Regions from separate parts of the Homo sapiens genome. Here region 2 is linked to region 1. A link is a contact called in ENCODE Hi-C or POLR2A ChIA-PET data. All regions are on one chromosome and are shown on one strand. The core of a region is the stretch at or near the end of the contact, and the rest is flanking DNA. Distances in the headings are between cores, read along the strand shown. Region 1 holds the start of MAPRE2 (microtubule associated protein RP/EB family member 2). Region 2 overlaps LOC105372061 (a long non-coding RNA gene).

Evidence for each region. Hi-C counts contacts between places; a loop is a spot of excess contacts on that map. ChIA-PET counts read pairs that join two places held with the same protein, here RNA polymerase II (POLR2A). Pooled maps may share reads with other maps.
Region 2: a pooled map of gastrocnemius medialis shows a loop between it and region 1 (10-fold over the local background). The contact joins the enhancer-like site here to the promoter of MAPRE2 in region 1. A Hi-C loop is called at or near these places in 1 of 168 maps with a recorded cell type or tissue (gastrocnemius medialis) and 1 of 50 pooled maps. POLR2A ChIA-PET finds 5 or more read pairs at or near these places in 1 of 52 experiments (AG04450).

Annotation. Positions count from the first base shown.
Region 1 is chr18:35,037,947-35,044,154 of GRCh38, reverse strand. MAPRE2 (microtubule associated protein RP/EB family member 2) reads right to left here and starts at 2,742. Exons shown (of 7, transcript NM_014268.4): 1 at 2,494-2,742. The coding sequence starts at 2,615. RefSeq lists an enhancer at 2,633-2,782.
Region 2 is chr18:34,925,991-34,932,198 of GRCh38, reverse strand. The region is part of intron 2 of LOC105372061 (a long non-coding RNA gene); the gene reads left to right. Among named protein-coding and RNA genes, the nearest start is that of MAPRE2, 110 kb to the left of the region's middle. RefSeq lists an enhancer at 2,640-2,934. Within about 2 kb of position 2,563, at least 4 of the 41 ENCODE cell types and tissues checked have a DNase peak (open chromatin) inside an H3K27ac peak, as active enhancers do.

The DNA of each region.
Region 1 (6,208 bases), core at 1,493-3,992:
TCTTGCCAGGGAACTGGGCTCACTCAACCCCAACCCCACCATAAGGGACTCCACCCAGAACTTCCAGGCACATCTTCATTGTTGAGGGCCATACCAAACCTATAGCCAAGGCAAAACTTTTATTTGGTTAAATCTCTACTCTTCGCTTTCAAATTGCCTTCCAAGTTTCCTCAGCAATTAAATGGCTATAATATTCCAGTCTTGGGATGCCAAAATAATGATGGAATGCTTCCTGGATAGAAAAATGTGTCACATTTTTCCTTTTCCTATGCCCCTCCAAAAAAATAAGTGGTAATTATTACACTGGACATCCACTTTGAAAGAAAAACAGAAGAAGAAAAACATCGAATGTGTCTGTCTCCATGTGCACCCTTTGTATAACACAAGACAAATGCAATTTGAGAGGCTTCCTTCTTCATTTAGCCTATGACACCTCTCGCTATATCATCCAGTAATCCTATTATATCAAATACAAATGCAGTGATGCTCTTAGGGACTTAAGAATTTGTTCAGTAAGATCTTTATTAAAATTCAGTTTTGTTTTTTACATAATTTTGAATGCCATTATAGGGACTCAGAAAGCAAACTGCAAATAATTTAGGAAACGCAAATAATAGCCTGGGTTGAATTAAAGAGGTAAATAAAATTTCATTTTAAAGCAATAATCTGTCACCAAAACGTAACATTTAACCTTTCTGTCAAATGATTTTCCACTGCCGTTTCAAGTTAGTTTACATGAGTAATAAAACCCAACCAGGCAACTTCCTTTGGCCCGTGGGGTAAAATTCGAATTCTGTCTTAAAAGCAACTGCTACCTACACAGCAGGGATTAAATCATTTAGAAAATGAAGGCTTCAAATTTATTTTCTACAAAAAAAGTTCAAACTAGTGAGATTTAAAATCACTTCAAGTTTTTTGTTTTTAAATTCTATTTTTAGGCTTTGGGATGGTCACAGAGGAAAAAGGTGGAGGAGTAAGAGGAGAAGAGGCCCAAATTTCCAATCACAGGGTCTCTGAAAGGATATCTCCAGAAGTTGTGGAGGAATTTTGATTTACATTAAGTGAATAACAAGCACTTGAAATCTGTAAGAATGCCATATCAACACATTAGTTGGAACCATAAGGCATGAGATTTTGGTGACCTCATGGGCACAGCCAAAATTAACTCCAAGTATTTATGTAACTGCCAGAGATGACAGGGCAAAGGTTGCTTATAATTTTTTTTTTTTTGAGTCAACAAATACTGCATTTCTTTGGCCAAAGAGAAAGGAAGTAGGGTACTTTCTGGTTCTATTTTGTGATATGCAACATTTACACACACAATATTCTACCCATAATACCATCTGAATGTTTAGATGACGGCTCTAAAAAGGAAAAAAAGAGTTATTTCCTGTTGCTCATCAGCTGAGAGGATGCGCTTTAGAGGTATGTGTGCTCTGCCTCAAAGCAAAAGCATTGTTAGCGTTTATCAAGGTAACATTTAAAAATAACTACCCCAGTACAAAAGAACTTCAGAGGAAATATGACCGAAGCTATCAGTCTCCCTTCAAGTCTGGCCTTGAGCTGCATAAGACTCTAGCTGCATTCTCCATTACATTGTTATCCTTATCAAACAATGCAAACAATTTTAATGAGCTTATCTACTGGAACATATTGCCAGATATGTTAATGTAAAAATGATGCCAACCGTACAGGCCAACTCATTAATCAAAAGGCTCACAATACAATGACCAAGATCAGTCCCATCCTCAAAACAGACCTCAGCAAAAGACCAGGAATCACCTTCCTACTGTAAATAAGAAGGAAAGGCTCCCCCACCCAAGCGGTGGCCATAAACTCCTTAGAAAATGCATAACAGCGCCCAGTTTTTTTCAAGTCCTTTGCAGTCCAGTCTCTTTCTAATAAACCTAGGGTTCTATGGAGAAAATTTTGGTGAATGTCTGACACTATCACCTCTGCTGTCAATCCCTGCACCAATCAGCGAGCAGAATTCTTACAAAGCTCCATCAATCTGGCGGTTTAACATCACAGACTGCAGCTTAATCTAGAGGATTCCATCTTTCCTGCACACTCTCCAGGTTAAGCGCAAACGTTTTTCTCCCCACCCTCCCGTTTTCTGCCTTTTGGCACTGCTACCTAATGGCTCCTTTAAAATCTAAAAGGGAAGGAGGAAAGGAAGTGCTACTGCCTGTCTCCCTTTGGACAGCGGGGGAAAACAGCATGCATTTTTATCAGTGTGGAAGGAAAGAGATGGAGGGAGACCCCTCGAAGGCAGCAAACCTATTCACAAAATGCTTTCCATCTGCAGTCGCGGAGCCTCAATGCAAACCCAACATGACACATGGAAACAGATACCAAATAATCACAACCGCCTTCACAAATGCATGCCTGCAGCAGGGGTCGCAGGCAGTGTCTGCTCCATTATATAACGGGCTGGATTTCCGCGCGCCCTCACGGCGGTCCCCGGCGCTGCTCTCGTGCCAGCCCCATTACCTGTAGGAACGCTCCCCGCGCACTGTGTGCTTCCGGAAAGGAATGATGGTCCCGTTATTATCCTGGATGATGTCGTTGTTGTTCTCGCCATTTGGGGACAGGGTTTGGGTCGGCCCAGGCATTGGCGCACTCCCGAGAAGGGGAACAAACCGCTGTGGGCTGGCTGGTGAGGAAGGTGGCTGCGTCTTCCCGCTCGCTCGCCTGCTCCGCACGGACCGTGCCTGCCGCCTGCTCGCTCACTGCCTTCTCCCAGCTCTCGCTCGCGCCCCGCCCTCCTGCGGCCCCGCCCTCTGGCAGCTGACGTCAGAGCGCCGGCAGCAGCACCCTGGTCACGTGGCCAGCCTGTTGCCATGGCAACCCGCTAACTCATCACCTCGCCTCAATTCGCACAGGGTCGCGGCGTGACCACGCCAGCAGCTCCAGGCAGGCACCGGGGCAGGCCTACATCTGGCATGTAAAACCCCAGGCCACCCTGCAGCCCCCCTCGCAGACTCGCCTTGTCTGAAAACCAGCTCTTCCTCTAACCATTTCCTTTCCGACCCGTGCTGCCACTGCAGCTGTGTACACAAAAGAACGATTCATGCAAAGGGGTGTGGGAGACCCTTTAACTCCTTCAATACCAAGTTTTTATGCCATGACAATTAAACTTGGTCAGGTTTCAGAAAAACCTAAAAAGGACCTGGTGGCCAGCTTGTAGAAAAGGTATCAGACTAAGGTTAAAATTTCTGCCTTTCTCCCTTTCTCCAAATAGCAGCAACCATCTCCCCAAAAACAAGCCAAAAAGCTAAAAACCTACAAGGAAGCTGTATTTCCTTCTAATCAATGTAGCCTTTAATAATGTGAGGATTAAAGATGGCAAATTAAGAGATCATCTGTACAAAGGAATCCCCAAAGAGGGTTTTTCTTTTAAAAAAAGATAACCACCATTTTACCAGTTACCCAAAACCCTCCAATTCAAATTCTTTATGCTGCCTCCTGATACAGATCATTAATTCATTGACATTTATTCTATTTCCATTTGAATTACAAAAGTGATCACCTCACTTAGTATTTGAAAGTGCTTAACATTCAAGCTGTTCTATATCCTTGCAATACCGCTTTCAAATATATTGGCTATGTGACAGATACTATTATTATTCCCATTTTAAAGATGAGTAAACTAGTAAGATTAAGTAAACTGCTTAAGGTCACACAGCTAGGAGTGGTGAACTGGAGCTTCCAAGTGACATGGTTTTATCAATGTGACTGGACAGTAATGATCTGTAATGTGAGCTCAATAAATATTATAAATCAAGGTAAGAATCAAGTACTTCCAAGATGACTGTTGTGAAAAGATAACTGTGAACAGAATTGCTAGCACTGTGCAGTCTACGGATTAGATTATAAACTGAAAAGACCCTGCATATGTTCAGTACTGTCCTCCAGAGAGGAGAGATTTTTTTTTTATTATTATTTTTTAGAGGCAGAGTCTCGCTCTGTCACCCAGGCTGGAGTGCAGTGGCGCAATCTCAGCTCACTGCAACCTCCGCCTCCTGGGTTCTAGTAATTCTCCTGCCTCAGCCTCCTGAGTAGGTGGGATAACAGGCGCACGCCGCCACACCCAGCTAATTTTTGTATTTTAGTAGAGACAGGGTTTCACCGAGTTGCTCAGGCTGGTCTTGAACTCCTGAGCTCAGGCAGTCCACCCGCCCCAAAGTGCTAGGATTACAGGCATGAGCCACCACGCCCAGCCAGGAGAGATTTTGAAGGATTCTTTGCTTATCAGCAGTGGTCTCTGACCTTTTATAGGGTGAAAAGGGAAGAATTGGGGTGTAAAAGATACAGCATAAATATATGTGTCATAAAGTATTAAGCTATGACTCACTCCTTCACATCACTGTATGGTTTATCAGCTTTATCATTTTGTGATACAGATATTAAAAACAAGTAAACACTTTGTCATTCCTGACAATTCTTCAGCATATGTCCCTGGTAATAAGTTATTTCTGGTATCAAGTTTCTGGAATTAGAATCAAATGTTTTACAACCCAGATGGTAAGGATAATCTCAAACAAGGGGCCCTACTTATTTTCCTTCCTATTTTATACTTTCCTCTTGGGCTATTATTTTAATAATTTTATCTTTTGCTTCTCCAGTTAGTCCACAGTGCACAAGTTGATTCCTTCGTCCACATCTCACTTTACATAAGATTTTTTTTCTTATACAATCAGATCCAATTCTGACCTAAGACTTACAAGGTACACAGATGAATATCTAAGTATCAAAGATACACACCAAGCTTCACATTGCACTATGAGCTAAAGGGGCATGAGAGTGTAGTCATTCTTGCAAAGACCCATGCTTCCTCTTACTGTTTCTGTTACTTGACCTGCTGCTGTCAATTTCCTTACTAATTTGCTTCCTTTCACAAAACTTCCCCTTTTTGGGGGGACAGTCTGAAATTGAAAGGCACAGTCTACAAATCAAATATTTAATGTCCTCAGAGTATGTTCTCAATCTGGGTTCTTTAGTACAGATCACTTTTCCATGATCCCATATTTAAGTAGTATGTAAAACATAATTTGTGTCATTGTGGGGACTAAATTTGTCAGAATTTGAATGCATAGTTCATTGATCATACCAACTAATTTTGTGGAGAGAACACACCCACTTTGTTTCTAGTCTGCTCATGAAGGAAGGGATGGGATGATGGCCAAGAATTTGGGCTGATGGTCTAAAAAGGGAGGGGCTGTGAGTCAGGTGAAGGGCCCCAAGGGCCGCGTAAATCTTCCTCTAAGACTGCTCTGAGCCACACTACTATAAAGGGACCCACAGAACTCCAGAGACCAGTGATTACCCTCTGAGATGCAGGGGTAACAGGGGTAATAATTTGAAAATATTAAACAGATGTGTTTTCATTCCTCTCCTCATAAATCAGGTTACCTGGAAGCCATTTTCCAGCTGAGCCCTAGGGAAAAGGGAGGGCAAATTCCACTTTGGGAAGCGGAATGGTACGATGTAGGAAAAGTACAGAAAATTCAGGAAGGATGAGGGAAGAATTCACTCTTTCCAGCCCCAAGTGAGGGTAGAAAGAATGGATGAAGGCAGAGCAAGGAAGGGCCTCCCAGCTTCAGGTCTCCAGGCTCAAATCCCAGAAGGGAGACATTGGATAGGCTGAAGGCAAAGCCTAAACCTAAGGGACTTCCTTTTGCATCATTTCCCATTTGATACTCTAGGAAACCACTGCCATAAAGAGGGTCTCCCCAACACCAAGCAAGGTGTAGCTTCATCACAGTAAAGACTAAAATCAGTAGCTTAGTATGGTTAAGGAGAGGGTTGGCTTAAATTTCACTCTCAGACTCTTCTTTTGCTAGCATGCCATGTAGAAGATATCTAGAAGTTTCTGTCCGTCCTGTAAGGGGATAATCAGGAAGTGGAGGAGATGTTGCTATCAGAGGGCTGAGTTTGTGATGGTGGTGGTGGTAGAGGGTGTCAGGAGGGAGTGTCTTTACAGCAGAGGTGAAGTGATATTTAAGTGGGTCCACAGGATGGAACATTTAAGGCAGAGCCCAAATAGGAGAAATAGCTAGCTCTGAGGAATCTACACAGGGGCAAGGGCCACATCTGTAGAGAGAGAGATACTACAGCTGTAGGGGTCAGCATAGACCACCAGCAGAGTGCCCATGGATGAGATCAGACCAGTGACTCCTCAGCAGACTCAGATATTACAAGCCCA
Region 2 (6,208 bases), core at 1,314-3,813, 110 kb after region 1:
TGTTCAATTTTATATTCCCCAAACTTACACATTGTCTAGAACACCAATCAACATAAGATGAATGATTGAAAAAATAAATTTAATAAATGAGTGAATAAATAATTGAAATTACATGAATTTTTCCATTTGTTATGGCCAAGAGAGTACCGACAAATAAAAAACTGGGAAAATGGTCTTTTTACAGTGAAAACAAAAGGTTTTTACAGCTTTATAGTAACCCTGAAAATTTATAACAATAATTTTAGGCTTCACCTTCAAAGCAGCTTTTAATCAGGTATATTCTTTGGCCTGGATAATCAGATGTGACCCCATGGGGGAAAATGACACAAGAGCATTAGAAAGATTGATTTGTAAGGAGTCTCTTTCGTGCCTAGAAAGTGGTATTTTATACCCTTCGGGACATGGGTAGAAAATGGCCTAGTGCTCTTAGCTAGTGTCTAGGACTTAATGGAGTGGTTCTCTATAATCAGATATGAGACCTTTTAAGTAACTTAAAGGCAAAACTGCAAAAGCTTAAAATCTGGTAGCAAAACAACAGTGTTCATTGGCCTTCACTAGGATTAATGGCTTAAATTGTTATTATTTGCTATTTAATAAAAGAGAAATAATGCAACTGAAGGTTTTCTTTCAGAATTAAAGCATTCTGATAAATGATTCTATTGGAACTTTGACATAATTTTTATTCCAATATGTTAAAATCAAGGTCATTGATGGGTATGTGGACTTCCAGGCAAAAAAGGATGTCTCAGAAAGAACTCTTGAACATTCCTTACTGTATTGTCAACTTGGGAAATATTAAGGCTCTGTAATCTTCAAATCTGAAAGGGAATAAAATAAAAAAAATTTATTGCTATGATTAGTAACATTAGTAGTAACAGACATTTATTGAACTCTTACCATGTTTCAGGCATGCTGCTAATTCTGTATGCATTTTACCTTATTAAATCTTCCAAGCATCTTTTTGAGAGTTGTGTTATTATTTCCATTTTACAGATAAGGAAACTAAGGCACAGAGAGGTTAAGTAAATTGTCCTTGTCACAATCTCACATAGTTAATAAGCAATCCTAAAGCCCAATTCTTAATCTACACACTGCACATGCTCCCTATGGATGGGAATGGAGTTCTTTTTCTTCTTTTCCCCATCTTAATTGGGGTATAATTGACAAATAAATTCATCTATATTTAAGGTATACAATTTGATGTTTTGATATACCCATACATTGTGAAGTGATCACCAAACCACAATCAAGCTAGTTAACATATCCATCATCTCCTAAAGCTACTTTTCTTTTGATATGGTCAGAATACTTAAGATCTACCCTCTTAGCAGATTTCAAATATAGAATACAGGATTATTTACCATAGTCTCTATACTGTATAGTAGATCTCCAGCGCTTATTCATCTTGCATAACTGAAACTTTGTATCCTTTGACCACAACTCCCCATTTCCCCCAGCCCCCAACTCCTGGCAACTGCTGTTCTACTCTGTGCTTCTATGAGTTTAACTATTTTAGATTCCTCATATAGGTGAGATCATGCAACATTTGTCTCTCTGTGTCTGTCTTATTTCACTTAGCATATTATCCTCCAAGTTCATCCATATTGTTGTAAATGGTAGGATTTCCTTCTTTTTCAAGGCTAAATAATATTTGTGTGAGTGTATGTGTTTATTGTGTATCACTCCCGTGGCTCTTTTCCATGTTGCTGAGGTTGGGAAACAAGCTGGACTAGTACGAGGCTCATTCCTTTTAGTACCTTCCCACCAAAAAGTACTTTCCTCTTGGATCTACTATGGTTGGTTAGGAGGCTGGGGAACACACCCTTTTCTGAGAATCCTTTGCAACCCACAACTCTAATTTGGGTTGTGCCTAAGATTAGACAATGGGGACTTAAAAGAAACTGCCGACTCTCTCTGCCATTCAAAGGGACAATCTATGCTGTGTTGTCTAGATACCTCATATATCATTTTTTCATGATTCTCTGCATGATAAAAATTTTAAGAGACCACATGTTTTAAGAAAATATTATAAAAAAGAAAGCCAAACAAACTGAAGTTCAATTTAGGGCTAATGAATATCTGGAAGTCTTTTCCGCAGACATTTTTATCACAGGTGGTTGGACAACATTTATTTTTTAAACAGCTCATAGGTGCCTATACAAATTATACAATTAGAAAGATTTCATCTTTGTGGTAAATGGAAATAACTAGGGAATCCTAAAACTATCTGAGCATGGTTTTGTATCAGTAATAATAAAAATAACAGATTGTTTCATAACTGAATTTTGATATTTGTACAACTCATAAAATACTTTTACTAGTGTATTATATGATTAGATTTATAGAAACAGTTTTTGAGGTACATAGCTTGGGTGTTCTTATGAATTCTTACTTTATAGATGAGGAAACAGATGCTTGTTAGGTTACATGACTTGACCACAACCAATGGGGACTCACATCATATGCTCTGCCTTAAATCTCATAGTTTCAGCTTTGCAACACCTGACCTTTCTACCCAACCCATGACTCAGCTCTGTGGCCAGCCTCATGAGGGGATTAAGGAAAATGGGAAGAAGAGGCCTAAGTAATTTTTTCATAGATTATTGAAAATTGATTCATAAGACCTGGAAATTGAAATGTTGAAAGCACGGCTATCATCACAGCTAATTATGGGGTTGCAGATGAGTTCGACTTATCTGGGCTCAATGACTAAGGCTTTTAGATTCTCTCCTTCCCTCCCTCCCTTCCTCTCTTTCCAGAATTTGTTTAGCTAAAGTGACTTATGATTCATTCAACAAATATTTACAAAGCCCTAATCCACTTGCCTGGAAAATGCCCTTCTCTGAAAGTCAACCTGGCCCCACTGGATTCGAACAGTAAGTTCTGAAAAGAAGATCTAAGCTTTTCATACTGTTATTGGTTCAGTATTGCCTGGCTCCTTAGGGGCTTAAATGGCATAATAACTGGGGGCAAAAATTCCCATTACTGTACACATGCTATGTATAAGACACAATGCAAGATATTTGGGATGAGCAGAAAACAAAATGCAATAAAACATATTCCTTAGTGATCTTATAATTTAGCAAAATAGTTTCTAGGCCTAAATATTATGTGCCAATTCATATTTTTTCCTCTCTTGGACAATGTAGATTCTTCAGTATTAAAAGACCTAGTGTAATGAGGAAAAAAGATGTACTCATTTATTTAATTCATAGTGAGTGTCTGCTATGTGATCAGGTAACATCCCAGGCCCTGGGGAACAAAAGCAGCCTGAAACCACCTTATAAACCCCTGCCTTAACTCAAATAGGGGGAACAATTTAAAAAGAAATAAACATAAAAACTAAATGAAATGGTCCAAATTGTGTTATGTGTGAAGAGGCCAAAAAATAAAAAAAATAAAAAAATCAAGGGGCTAAGAAAAACACATTTGGAGAGGGGACCTCCTTTAGGTAGGACGCTCATGAAAGCATTTGGAGGGCTTCATTTAAGCTGGGACCTAGGGATGAAAAGAGTTAGTCATATGAAGAGAGAGGGCAAAGGCCTTCCAGGCAGAGGGAACGGCAGCAAAAAGTCAAAGGTCAGATTTCATTCCCACCAGGGCTAGAGTCAAAGATTCAAATGACGTGGTCAGGATTTGGTCCTGCTCTTCACCTCGCAGCTCTGCTTCCCTGTGTAGTAGTTTCATTCTAAGCTATGCCCTCACCATGCTCATGGCCAAGGCCCCATGTCCTGCTTGGCACTGAGGGTGCAGAAACCCACGGTGGGAGGATTTTACCAGAGGGAAAATGGATTCTGGGTAGGTAAAAACAACCTCCCCCTCCCCCATCCTTGAAGCCTGATTTGAAAACCCTTGAAGCCTGAAAGAGTTCCAAACAGATGGAGGATGAGTGTGGCAGGTTGTGGGAGGAGATCCGCCAAGATTGGGTGGGGCTGGTAGCGAGGGATGCATCCTCTAGGTGTTAGGAAGAGCAGCTTGGATTGGATCCTAAGAGCACTGGAAAGCTGTTAAAGGGTTTTAAATGGGAGTGATATAATTTGATTCATCTAATTTCTAAGATTTTTTCAAACATTTAAAATTATCCTCTATTTGAAAATAATTTCAAATTTATGGACAAGTTGCAATAATAAGAATACTATGTGGGATACTCATGTACCCTTTGTTCAGATTCACCTAATGTTAACGTTTAGTCTCATCAGTTTTATTATTTGCCTCCTCTATCTGTTTCTCTCTCCCTCTGTCTCTATCTCTCTTCTGTTTCCCTCTCCCTCTGTCTCTATCTCTCCCTACACACAAGAATAATCACACACATAAAACATACACATATAATATTTTTGAGCCATTTTCGAGTAAGTTGCATTATATTATCATAGCGCTCTACCCCTAAAACCTTCAGCATGTTTTTATTACTAAGAATATTCTATGACAAAACCTCAGTACAGTTAGCCACTTCAGTACCTTTAATTGTAATACAATATGTTAATGAAATCTAACATCTGCATTCCAGTGTTGTCAGTTGACCCAATAATGTCTTTTATAGATTCTTCCCCTCTCCTGTACAGGATATAGTATAAGATCACATACTGCATTTGGTTTTCATGTCTCTTTAGTCTCTTTTAATCTGGAACATTTCTGCAGCCTCTCTTTGTCTTTTATAGCATTGACTTCTTTGAAGAATACAGAATGTTCCCCATTTGGGGTTCCTCTGATGATTCCACGTGGTCAGATGGAGATATATGTGCCAGACTGAAATACTACATAAGCGATGTTGAGTCTTTCTCACGGTTTCACATCTAGAGACACATCATGTCCATCTGCCCATCATTGGCAACACCGATTTTGCTCCCCTGGTGTAGGTTTTGTCCAATTTCTCCTCCCCATTATTATATTATTTTGAAGCACATAAACAATCTGTGAGGAGTTACCTAAGACCATGCAAATATCCTGTTTCTCATGAAAAATTTCCCCAGGATTTAGCATCCACTGATAATTTACTTGAATCAGTCTTTGCTATGATGATAACAAAATGTGATTTTTCCAAAACTGCACTCCTTCCACATTTTATCGGTCAGTTCCATAAGCAAGAATACTCCTCTCTCCTATTTCTTTATTTGTTACTGGTATGGACTCATGGACATAGTTTTTCTAATAGTCTGTACTTTTTTACTATTCCTAATTGTTTTAGTCATCAAATTGTCTCAGATTTGGCCAGTGATAGACTTTTCCAACTGAAACCTGAATCTTGTGACATGCTCCCATGAAATTTTTTTAAGTACATTTTTACTATCTGGAAAAACAAGGTGTTCCATGCTTACCTGTACTTTCCTTGACCCAGCCTCAGAATCAGCTGTTTTTCTGAGAATCCTTGGTATTTGTTAGTGAGGAATGGGCATAGAGACCAATATCTGGGTGCTAGGCATAAAAATTGCTATTGGCATGGCTCCAGAGGCAGAGGTAGAAAATATATGCATATCTTACACCCATGTAAATATGGATACATACATGTACATGTACACACACATATATACATCAATCTACACATATACATGCATACATGCAAACACCTACGTATTCCATTTCTAGTTTAGAAAGCATGTGTTGACATTTATACCTCCAATTGTAATCCACTGCACAGGGTTGTTCATCCTCATTGCTTTTATAGTTAGAATTTGACTCTCAGCAACATCAACATACTTATTCATTTGCTCAATCCTGTAATGCATCTGAAATAGTTTCACAATTGCTTCTCTTTGTCACTAAACACATCCAATTGTATTTTTTTTTTTTTTGAGACAGAGTCTCACTCTGTCACCAGGCTGGCATGCAGTGGTGCAATCTCGGCTCACTGCGACCTCCGCCTCCTGGAATCAAGCGATTTTCCTGCCTCAGCCTCCTGAGTAGGGGTATTACAAGTGCGTGCCACCACGCCCAGCTAATTTTTGTATTTTTAGTAGAGATGGGATTTCACCACATTGGCCAGGATAGTCTTGATCTCTTCACCTCATGATCCACCCGCCTTGGCCTCCCAAAGTGCTGGGATTACAGGCGTGAACCACCGTGCCTGGCCCAAACGCATTTTAAAAGTTCAGGGTTTGGGCCAGGTGCAGTGACTCATGCCTGTAATCCTAGCACTTTGGGAGGCCGAGGCGGGCGGATTGCCTGAACTCAGGAGTTCGAGACCAGCCTGGGCAACACGGTGAAACCCCGT